Linked DNA regions of Homo sapiens: region 2 is linked to region 1. Evidence: chromatin loops called from intact Hi-C (ENCODE). Cell type or tissue: adrenal gland. All regions are shown on one strand. Region 1 has its middle 82 kb from the start of ARL4C. Region 2 holds the start of LOC105373938 (a long non-coding RNA gene).

Region 1 (5,000 bases):
ATTGGCTGTGTTGCCGCGAATTCAGGGCTGGGCCATGGATTGAGGTTTAAAAAGTAGAAGGGGAAGCCTGGGGATTTCTGTGGGTGTGGGGTGGTCTGAGAGAAACCAGCGTGAGCTTCCCCTGCTGGACTTGGTGGGTGCAATGGGTGGAAATACAGTGGGGGCTTTTCCTTCTCTGCTCGGAGACAATCACCCTGTGACCCCTTTACTCCTCTGCTTAATGTCCCAGCCAAAGCCAGCAAAACGTCTCACCCTCAGATTCCAGAATTTCCGGGACTGAGGGGCTGGGGACGGGGAGGCTGCCAGCAGGAATAAATGCCCTGCAGCCGTGCATTCTGAATTTCCAATTAACAGCCAACAAGTATTTTTATTGTGTGGATTTTGTCTTTCTCTAAATGCCTCCTCCTTGGCTCAAAGCTTTGCAGAATCAAAAAGACCCCCAGAGGCCCCCAAAGACCGTTGTCTAAAGTGGATTTGGTCTCCTGTTTGTGTCTGGCAGCAAGAAAAGGGTATGACACTGATGATGAAAACAGGGAGAATTGCTTATTCCAGGCTTAAATCATTGTTTGCTGCTAAACATTTGTATTTTTGTGTTTTGTATTGCTAGGTATGTAATTGGCAAGCATGCAAATTAGGCAAGATAATGAGCTGCAATTTCTTCTACTCTAAGGAGGGTATTTGTGATTAAAAGGAATAAGAAACACTGGATATTCAAGCTACTGAATAACGCAGAGGAGCCTATTACACTTTTTAGGAAGAGGAACTCATTACTTGTTTCAATTAGCACCTGCAACAGTGGGTCTTGGCATTTTGGGGCATTCCTTGCCCTAGGTACAAGTTTAAGGAAGAAACAGAGTTAGCAAGTCTCTCCCAGCGGATAAAGAGAAATGATTTGGGGCAAGTCATTAGCAGAGTGTCTGCCCATGGATTTCCTGACATTTTCTTCAAAGGGGAAAAGAGAAACTCCTCTTGTTATTAGCTTCCGATGAGTGTGCTCTGAGCACGGCGTTAGTAAGTTGAGTGGGCATGATTCACACTCAGGCCTGGGAACCAGTCAGCAGCAAGGTCCATACAGCAGGGTGAGTCTCTGAAGTGTGACCGAGGTGCTCATGGCTATCAGAGGGGCAGCACCTATCTGTGTCTTGGAACCTTCACTGATGGGAACAAAGTCATTGCTTCCTTCAAGAGCTGCAAAGCCTTGTTGGACATCAAGAAAGCATCCTCAAAGTTCCTGGTACTTTACCAAGCATGGCCCACAGTGACCATGTGGGTTAAACATCATGGACCTGATTTTTGCCATGGAGGAGGATGAGGCTTGGAGAGGTTATGTTGCTAGTCATTGTTTGAGTACCTGGCCAGGCCCTGTGCTGGGACCCTCTGGCTCTCCCGCAGGGAGTGAGTATGCTGACAGCTACCCTAGGTTGAAGATGCTTGCCCAAGAGGAGGTATAAGAGTGGGGAAGGGAAGGGACAATGAGAACCTTGTTTAACTGGAGGAGGATGGGACAAGGCCGGGGGGAGGGAAGGAGACTCAGGAGGGAAGAGGGAATCACAAAGGTGAGCGTCTTCACCTGCTGCTGGGACCTCTCATTCATACCGGGTATGGGGGATTAGTGCCGTGAGTTAATGTGACGGGCAGAAGCAAACAGGAGCTACCGCCACTTAAGCCCCTGTGATGACTGACTGTTTTGACCCCACTGTACTCCAGTTTAGAAGTGACCTAACCAGTGATTCTCCAGAACATCGGTGCTTGAAGGGATCTAAAGGGCTCTGTGCTGAAAGATGAGCAGATTTATGGAGCCAAGAGAGGCCAGGGTGGAGTCTCGGAGGCAGAGCCAGATGGCAGGAGAGACTGGGGAGCAACTCATCCCTAGGTAGGACTGGCTGTGGCCTCTGCTTGCTACACAGCAAGCCTGCCAGTTTTCTGTCATCCAAACTGACTGCTATCATCTGATCTCCAACTCCTGTCCCCTGTTCCCCATTCTGCAGGACTGAGCTCCTGACCCTCTGTCCTGCCCTGGTCCCTGGCTCTGGGGGTGTCATCAGCTAAGACAGGTTCAGTTATGCTGCTAGAACCACCTACAGTCTAAGCCACTGGAAACAGCATGAGAATGTGTCTTGCTCACAGGACATGATGACAAGAGCCTCTGCTTCTTACAGTGACTCAGGGCCTCAGGCTAAGTCAAAACCCTCCCAGATGCTGCTGGTGGACGTGCAGAGGGGAAGTGAGTCCTGGAGGATCTTAAACCAGAGCCAAGAGCATGGCCTAGAGGTGACACTCATCCCTTCTGCTCACAACTCAGGGGCCAGAACGGGACCTCTGACCCTACTCAACACCAGGGGGCCAGGACAAACAGTCCTGAACATCCTGCCATTATCGGAAGGTTGGATATCAGGATAGTTTACTGGGCAGCCTTGCTGACCAGCACAGGTGTCTGGTGAGGCTCCTGACCAGCAGCAGCCCAAGCTCTGACAGTGCCACTTGCACAATCGTCCAGATAAGTTAAATTAACACGTCTGTGGCTCCCTTTCCTGGGCTCCCAGTGCTCCGCGGGTGTACTCGGGGGAGAGTAATAAATGGGACAGACACAGCCCTTACTCTTGAGGCGATTGCAGTGTGGTATGAAGACTTGGCAGGAGGCTGAGTGCAGGATTGACCCGTGTTTCTGTGAGACTGCAGTGGGCCTACATTCTATGCCCTGCCCCCCACCCCCTTTTTTTTTTAGTTTTTATTTTCAGATGAAGTCTTGCTCTGTCGCCCAAGCTGGAGTGCAGTGGCACGATCTCGGCTCACTGCAACCTCTGCCTCTCAGGTTCGAATGATCCTCCCACCTCAGCCTCCTGAGTAGCCGGGACCACAGGCATGCACCACCACTCCCAGCTATGTGCCTCCCCTTTTTTATAGGAGAGAAGCTTCTAGGGTTTCTCTTCACAGAGAGATAGAAAGCCACGTTGGAGCAGGTCTCCTGTGCTGCAAGGTTCAGGACAGTGCCCTTCCTTGGTTCTATAAATGTTCCCTTGCCATGTGGATATTTACTTTATTGTGCCAGGCTGGCTCAGTATGCAATGCTTCTGTTAAAACATTTCTACAAGAACTGTGTGTGTGTCTGTGTGTGTGTGTGTGTATGTGCATGAGTGTGTGCATGTGTATATGCGTGTGTGTTTGTATGTATGTGTCTGTGTGTATGTGTAAATGTGTGTGTCTGTGTCTGTGTGTATTTGTGTCTATGTGTCTGTGTGTCTGCGTGTATGTATATGTGTCTGTGTGTGTGTATGCATGTGTCTGTGTGTATGTGTATGTGTGTGTCTCTGTGTGTGTGTATGTGTGTGTCTGTGTATGTATATGTGTCTGTGTGTATGTGTGTATGTATATGTGTCTGTGTGTGTGTGTATGTGTCTGTGTGTGTCTGTGTGTGTATGTATATGTGTCTGTGTGTATGTGTATGCATCTGTGTGTGTGTGTATGTATATGTGTCTGTGTGTCTGTGTGTGTGTATGTGTATGTGTCTGTGTCTGTGTGTGTGTGTGTGTGTGTGTGTGTGTGTTTTGGGGGAGGAGGGACCTAGGTTTCAAGAAAAGGATGAAATCCTCAGATCCTTACTTCCAAGACTCTTTGTGGAGAAAACCTCTTGATGAATAATGGAGTGACTCAGTCAAGGTTCACTGGTAGAAAAGGACCCCAAGTTCACCATGAGGTCCTCATGAGAGAGGGAATCTGGGCTAATAAACTGGTTTTACCATCGGGCAATAAGGCAGAGTTTTTCAAAGTGTGATCTGCCAAGAAAGTGCATCTTCTCTCCTGATGTGACTGTTAAAATGTGCATCACCCTTTATCCTTGACATTGAATCATAATGTGCTGGGGAAGACCCTGGAAATTTGCATTTAAAAAATAAGCCTATTTCAGTGCTTCTCAGGGCCCTAAGGTTTGCACACCTCTGGCCTGTGTATTTGTGGAGTAGAGCTTGTTCTGAAACAGAGCAAAGGGCCGTGGTTGGGATGCATTGCCAAAGATCATGAAGATGAACTGAGAGCCACTCAGGGCTCAAGCCCTGGCCCACGGCAGCACTGGTAGGGATCTGGGCCACGGGGTGTTGTACACCAGTGAATAAGCCTTTACCAAGCACCACAGGGCTGATGTCCAGCAGTGGCCGCTAGTGACCGTGGCAGAAATGACAGCACTATTGGACTGATAAGGAGTTTATTTCTTTTGCATGGTCTAGCAATGGAAGCAAACACTATCAGAATAGGATGGTAATATAGTTTGGATGTTTGTCCCCTCCAAATCTCATGTCACATTGTGATCCCCAGTATTGGAGGTGGGGCCTGGTGGAAGGCGTTTGGATCATAGGGGCATCCCTCATAAATGGCTTGGTGCCCTCCCCATAGTAATCCATGAGTTACTGCTCTTTTCAAATGAGAGCTGGTTGTTTAAAAGAGCCTGGCACCTCCTCCTCTGTCTCTTGCTCCCTCTCTCACCATGTGAGACACTTGCTGCGTCTTCACCTTCCCCCATGAGTAACAGCTCCCTGGGGCCTCACCAGAAGCAGATGCTAGTGCCACGCTTCCTGTATAGCCTGCAGAACCACGAGCCACTTTTAAAAAATAAATCAACAAGCCTCGGGTATTTCTTAACAGCAACACAAAATGGACTAACACAATGGCCTCCCCAGGATAGACAACATTTGGATAATTTGCATGGGACTGGGTTTGGTCTTGTGGATTCAACAGTAAAATCTTTGATTTCCAGCTAATTAGGGAACATGCAGCTTGTCTCACTTTGGAAAAATAACAGAAGCAAATGCACTTATATCTGAGGCAGGTAAAGGGGCTCATGCCAGGCACATCTAAGCAATCTCTGTACTTGGTAGGAGGTCTTCCACTGCATGGCAATTACAAATATCTGCTTGGCTGGCTTTCAGCCTCCTCTCAGGGATAAACACATCGAGTGACCAGAGGGCTCAAATCCTACCTGCACCTGAAGTCTCTGAAACATAAGCTCT
Region 2 (5,000 bases), 350 kb before region 1:
GCAGAACACAGAAACAGGAAGTTGATGTGTGCCCAGGAAGTGAAGTGGGAATGCAGTCCTCAGGCTGGAAAACTGAGGTTTGGGAGCAGATGGAAGGGCCACAGATGGTTGTGTTATAAAGGGACAACCAGACGTAGATGGTCAGAGAGACAACACTATCGCCAGGACAGCTCTGAAAAATATGATGATAACATTTCAGAGAGTCCAGAATGGAGACGGGGCAAAACCAATAATCAAAAGATTTGTAGAATGAGCCGGGCGCAGTGGCTCACGCCTGTAATCCCAGCACTTTGGGAGGCTGAGGCGGGTGGATCACTTCAGGTCAGGAGTTCGAGACCAGCCTGGCCAACATCACGAAACCCTAATTCTACTAAAAATACAAAAATTAGCCAGGCATGGTGGCGGGTGCCTGTAATCCCAGCTCCTTGGGAGGCTGAGGCAGGAGAACTGCTTGAACCTGGGAGGCAGAGGCTGCAGTGAACCCAGATCATGCCATTGCACTCCAGCCTGTGCGACAGAGCAAGAGTCCATCTCAAAAAAAAAAAAAAAAAAAAAAAAAAAAAAAAAGATTTGTAGAATGAAATACAAATCAGACCGAAAATAGAATTCCAACATGAGGAAATCATGGCTGGAGAGGGCAGGCAGTGACCCGAGTTGAACATATGGAGATAAAGCCATGCAACTTTTAAGACACGATTTTTAAAAGTACTTTGTTGTCATTGTTGAAAGAAATGATTTGCAGAGAAATATGAAAATGATGATGTTTACAGATGCAGATTAATTTGGGTAGGGGTGGGGAGGTAAGGAAGAAAACTTCGAAATCTACTGTTTTCCTTATAAGGTTATTACAAGGCTCCTTTCCTTATTGACTTTGACAGTTAGTTTCCATTAAGTTTAAGAATACATTTTTAGGCTGGGTGCGGTGGCTCACGCCTGTGATCTCAACACTTAGGGAGGCCGAGGCGGGCGGATCACGAGATCAGGAGATCGAGATCATCCTGGCTAACACGGTGAAACTCCGTCTCTACTAAAAATACAAAAAATTAGCCAGGCATGGTGGCACGTGCCTGTAGTCCCAGATACTCGGGAGGCTGAGGCAGGAGAATTGCTTGAATCCAGGAGGCAGAGGCTGCAGTGAGCCAAGGTCACGCCACTGCACTCCAGCCTGGGTGACAGAGTGAGACTCTTCCTCAAAAAAAAAAAAAAAAAAGTACATTTTAAAATATTTTCATGTAGGCCAAGCACAGTGGCTCATGCCTGTAATCCCAGCACACTTTGGGTGGCCGTGGCAAGAGGATCACTTGAGCTCAGGAGTTTGAGACCAGTTTGAGCAACGTAGCAAAACCCTGTCTCTCTAAAAAATACAAAAATTAGGTGGGCATGGCGATGTGTGCCTGCAGTCCCAGCTACTCAGAAGGCTGAGGTGGGAGGATCGCCTGAGCCTGGGAGGCAAGTCTGCAGTGAGCTGAGATCACGCCACCGCACTCCAGCCTGGGCAATAGAATCAGACCCTGTTTCAAAACAATTTTTTTCGTGTAATAATTGTTAGATTAAAAGAATATTTACCTCACAAATCAGTACGAAAGTCTATACAGGAAAATAAAAGGGGGAGAAAAAGACCTCACTCAAACAAAACCAAACACAGCAGAGAGGAAACAATTACAGAAGCAAAACTGAAGAGAAACAATGTTGATGGGTATAAATGGGTTAATTCAATAAGTAAAAGGAAGCAAATTGAATTTAAAAACAAAAATCCAATAATAGGCTGCTTACAAATCAGACCCATGACATGATGACAGAGGGAAAGAATTAAAGGCAAACATATAGTACCAGGTACATGAGAACCAGAAAGGAAGTGAGCGGGGATATATTAGCATCAGCCGGGATTCAAAGCGAAAATCCTCCCTGGGAAAGGGGAGGTCTGCTTGCTCTGCATGATAAGGGAGGAAATCAACACTGTCTCCCTAGGGGACCTCATCCACACGCCCACAGTTAATGATCATCTATATGCTAATGATCCTTGATTCACATCTCAGGCCCAGATCCAATCTGTCACCCACCTCCATACCCCACTTCCATTTGTCTGTTTACCACCCTTACCTGACTCAAGTTTCTGCAAGAGTGACCAAGGTTCCCATCTGCCCAGGCCTGCGGGGGTTTTCATCGGCATGAGATTTTCAGTGCTGAGCTGGGACAGTCCCAGGGAAGCCAAGACGGTTGGTCAGCCCAAGTCCCTCTGTCACTGAGAAGGGGACGCCCTGTTTGCTCCATGCTGCTCAGCGCAGACTGTGATCCCAGGCTCATTTCTGCTTCCTTTGTCTCAACGTACAAGGAGGGCAAAGCCTGTGTTTGGGATTGTTTGCCTTTGTGTCTGCGCCGTCTCCCACATGCCTGACACGGAATCAATGTTGGCGGAATGAAAGAGGAAATGAATGATGGCCTAATGTCAAGACTCTTAATGTGCCGCAAAGCAGCATCAGAAAGCACAAGGCAACTTCCAAATAATTTGCTCATTTAAACATTTAAACACATTTTTTAAAAGTATAAAACAAAACATGGGCATCAGGCACGGTGGCTCATGCCTGTAATCCCAGTACTTTGGGAGGCCGAGGCAGGTGGATCACTTGAGGTCAGGAGCTCGAGACCAGCCTGGCCAACATGGCAAAAAACCCGTCTCTCCAAAACAAACAAACAAACAAACAAAGCAACGATTAGTAGCCAGTAGCCAGGTGTGGTGGCGCAAGCCTATAATCCCAGCTACTCGGGAGGCTGAGGCAGCAGAATCCCTTGAATCTGGGAGGCGGAGGTTGCGGTGAGCTGAGATTGAGCCACTGCACTCCAGCCTGGGTGACAGAGCGAGACCCCGTCTTAACAAACAAACAAACAAACAAACATAACCACATTTGTATGTGTGTGTGTGTGTGCGTGTGTGATGTTTCCTTTGGCCACCTTCTCTACAGAGATCATTCAGAAATACCTCCATCTTCTTGAACTCTCCTCAGTCTTTCATTTGTCCGCATCCACTTGTTTTGCTTCACAGAAGTTCAACTTTTGCAAGATATTTTAGTTTCCTAAGATTTTGGAATTTCTTCAACTTTGCTGAGTAAGTTTGGATTTCAAAAAAAAAAAAAAAAAGAAAACAAAACAAAACAAAAAAAAACAGAATTAAAATAGAGTGGCCATTTATTACTAACTAAAAATGTTTTTCCCCTTGATGTAGAAATTGCTCATCTTGGTATCATTTACAGAAACACTTTCTATTCCCCAAATATTTATTAATGAAATATTTTTATCTCCAAACATGCCTTCCAAATATTTACTTCTTAGCAATGCTTTTGCAAAGTTCTGTTTATAAATTGCTAGGAGAAAGTGGTGAGAGTCCCTCTTACTTCGCAGGACTAGGGTAACTTGGGTGAAAGGTTGTTTGGTTGTTGGCTTTGCTACAGAATAATAGGTTCAGTTCTGTTGTGTTTTGTGTGGTTCCAATGTTTAAAACACGTATCCAAGAATAGATGCATATGAATTTTCTGCAAGAGAGGATCTAGCTATAATAGACCCAAATAGATGAGTGAAACCTGAGAATGAGGAGAGGGATGCCTGTTATTAGTTCATAGCAAGTGAAGGCTGATGGATGCATCCAATGGCTGACTCACTAGGCACCAAGACGCATACGAACACACATATAGGACGACCCCTTGAGTTCCTCTTCCCCTTTGCAGAACTTTTCCCTTTCCTAATTGTCCACTTTGGCCCCGCCTTCGGCTGCGCAGCATGGCCTCTGTGCTATAGCTCCTGAAATTTACAGGACCATCTTGAATTTAAATATTTAGTCAGTTTTTGACTGCATGTAGCAAATTAATCCCAGTTTTTGGCTAGGAAAACGTGATCCAACACAACTGAGTGCTTTTCAGCACTTTACTTGGTAAGAAAGAATGAGTTTTCTCAACAAATCTCCTAGGAGAGGGGGACTTAAATTTTGGGTATGTCGTCGGCGTGCAAAATAAATGCCAACATCTTTTTTGGGGGTGGGTGGAGTTGTGTTACTTAAAACGATGGGGTTATTTTATTGTACAGTTTGTGCCAGCTCTGCTCAGTTGAGTGTTGCTATGCACGGTGTTTTCTACATGGTTGGTGTAGTACTCCAAGTCCAAGTAATTTGTTATTGGCAAAACGTGAAGCACCAAAGTTGGTGAATAATTTACCTTAAAACGATTCAAGCTGCTATGTCCTCGATGGAATCCTTGCTCACTTGCATTCGTTTGACTTTATTGGATGGGGGAGAAGGGTTAGAGCAACAGCCAGCAGCCAGGGGCTTTTTTCTCCTGTGCCCAGGCAGCCCCCTTGGGCCTGTGTCACACCTGTGTGCATCATCTGGTCACGTGTGACTCAGGGGAGCTCCTGCATGATGTCACTTGTTTTCTAAAAACACTTCTAGCTCTTTCCTTTCTCTATAAAGTGAAAGAGGCAGTTCTGGGAAAGGCACTTGAGGTCTGATTGGAAATGGAAACCTTTAAGCAGAGATAAAGGAAGTAGCTTATGACAAGATTTATATTTGTATAATAGTTTCAATGTACTTTATAAAACTAAATTATTTAGTGCTGATAGAGAAAGTAATGAGAAGATAATGCGAAATGAGCTCACAACCTAATGGTCTTTATTTTTAGACTTGTGTCTCTGTGTGTTCCCAACAAATCGTGCTGCCCAATTCTATTTTCTTAGGTCAATATTACCCTGTGCATGCATGCTCATCTGTGGTGAGTAGTACCAGCTAAGCACAGGAAATGTCTCCTAAAAAGCTAAAAAGAAAACCTAGAACTTAGTTTTTATTGTTGCAATACACAAATTGGATAATCTATATGCCCTTTGTGCAGTGTAGGTTAAAAATAAACAAAAAGGGCAGATGCAGTGAATCACACCTGTAATCACAGCACTTTGGTAGGCCGAGGCGGATGGATCACGAGGTCAAGAGATCAAGACCATCCTGGCCAACACGGTGAAAC

What was found. Peaks named below come from ENCODE experiments on the same cell type or tissue, not always from the same donor. Only the 100,000 strongest peaks of a DNase experiment are listed, where the experiment ranks them.
Region 2: a loop joins it to region 1, with 2.0 times the contacts of the local background. A loop is called at or near these places in 1 of 110 quality-filtered maps.

Annotation. Positions count from the first base shown.
Region 1 is chr2:234,576,905-234,581,904 of GRCh38, reverse strand. No RefSeq gene overlaps it. Among named protein-coding and RNA genes, the nearest start is that of ARL4C, 82 kb to the right of the region's middle. In adrenal gland, no CTCF peak of the experiment used is centred here; a DNase peak (open chromatin) is centred at 1,994.
Region 2 is chr2:234,929,979-234,934,978 of GRCh38, reverse strand. LOC105373938 (a long non-coding RNA gene) reads right to left here and starts at 2,290. Exons shown (of 7, transcript XR_007088132.1): 1 at 2,101-2,290. RefSeq lists enhancers at 1-19, 2,205-2,750. In adrenal gland, no CTCF peak of the experiment used is centred here; a DNase peak (open chromatin) is centred at 2,092.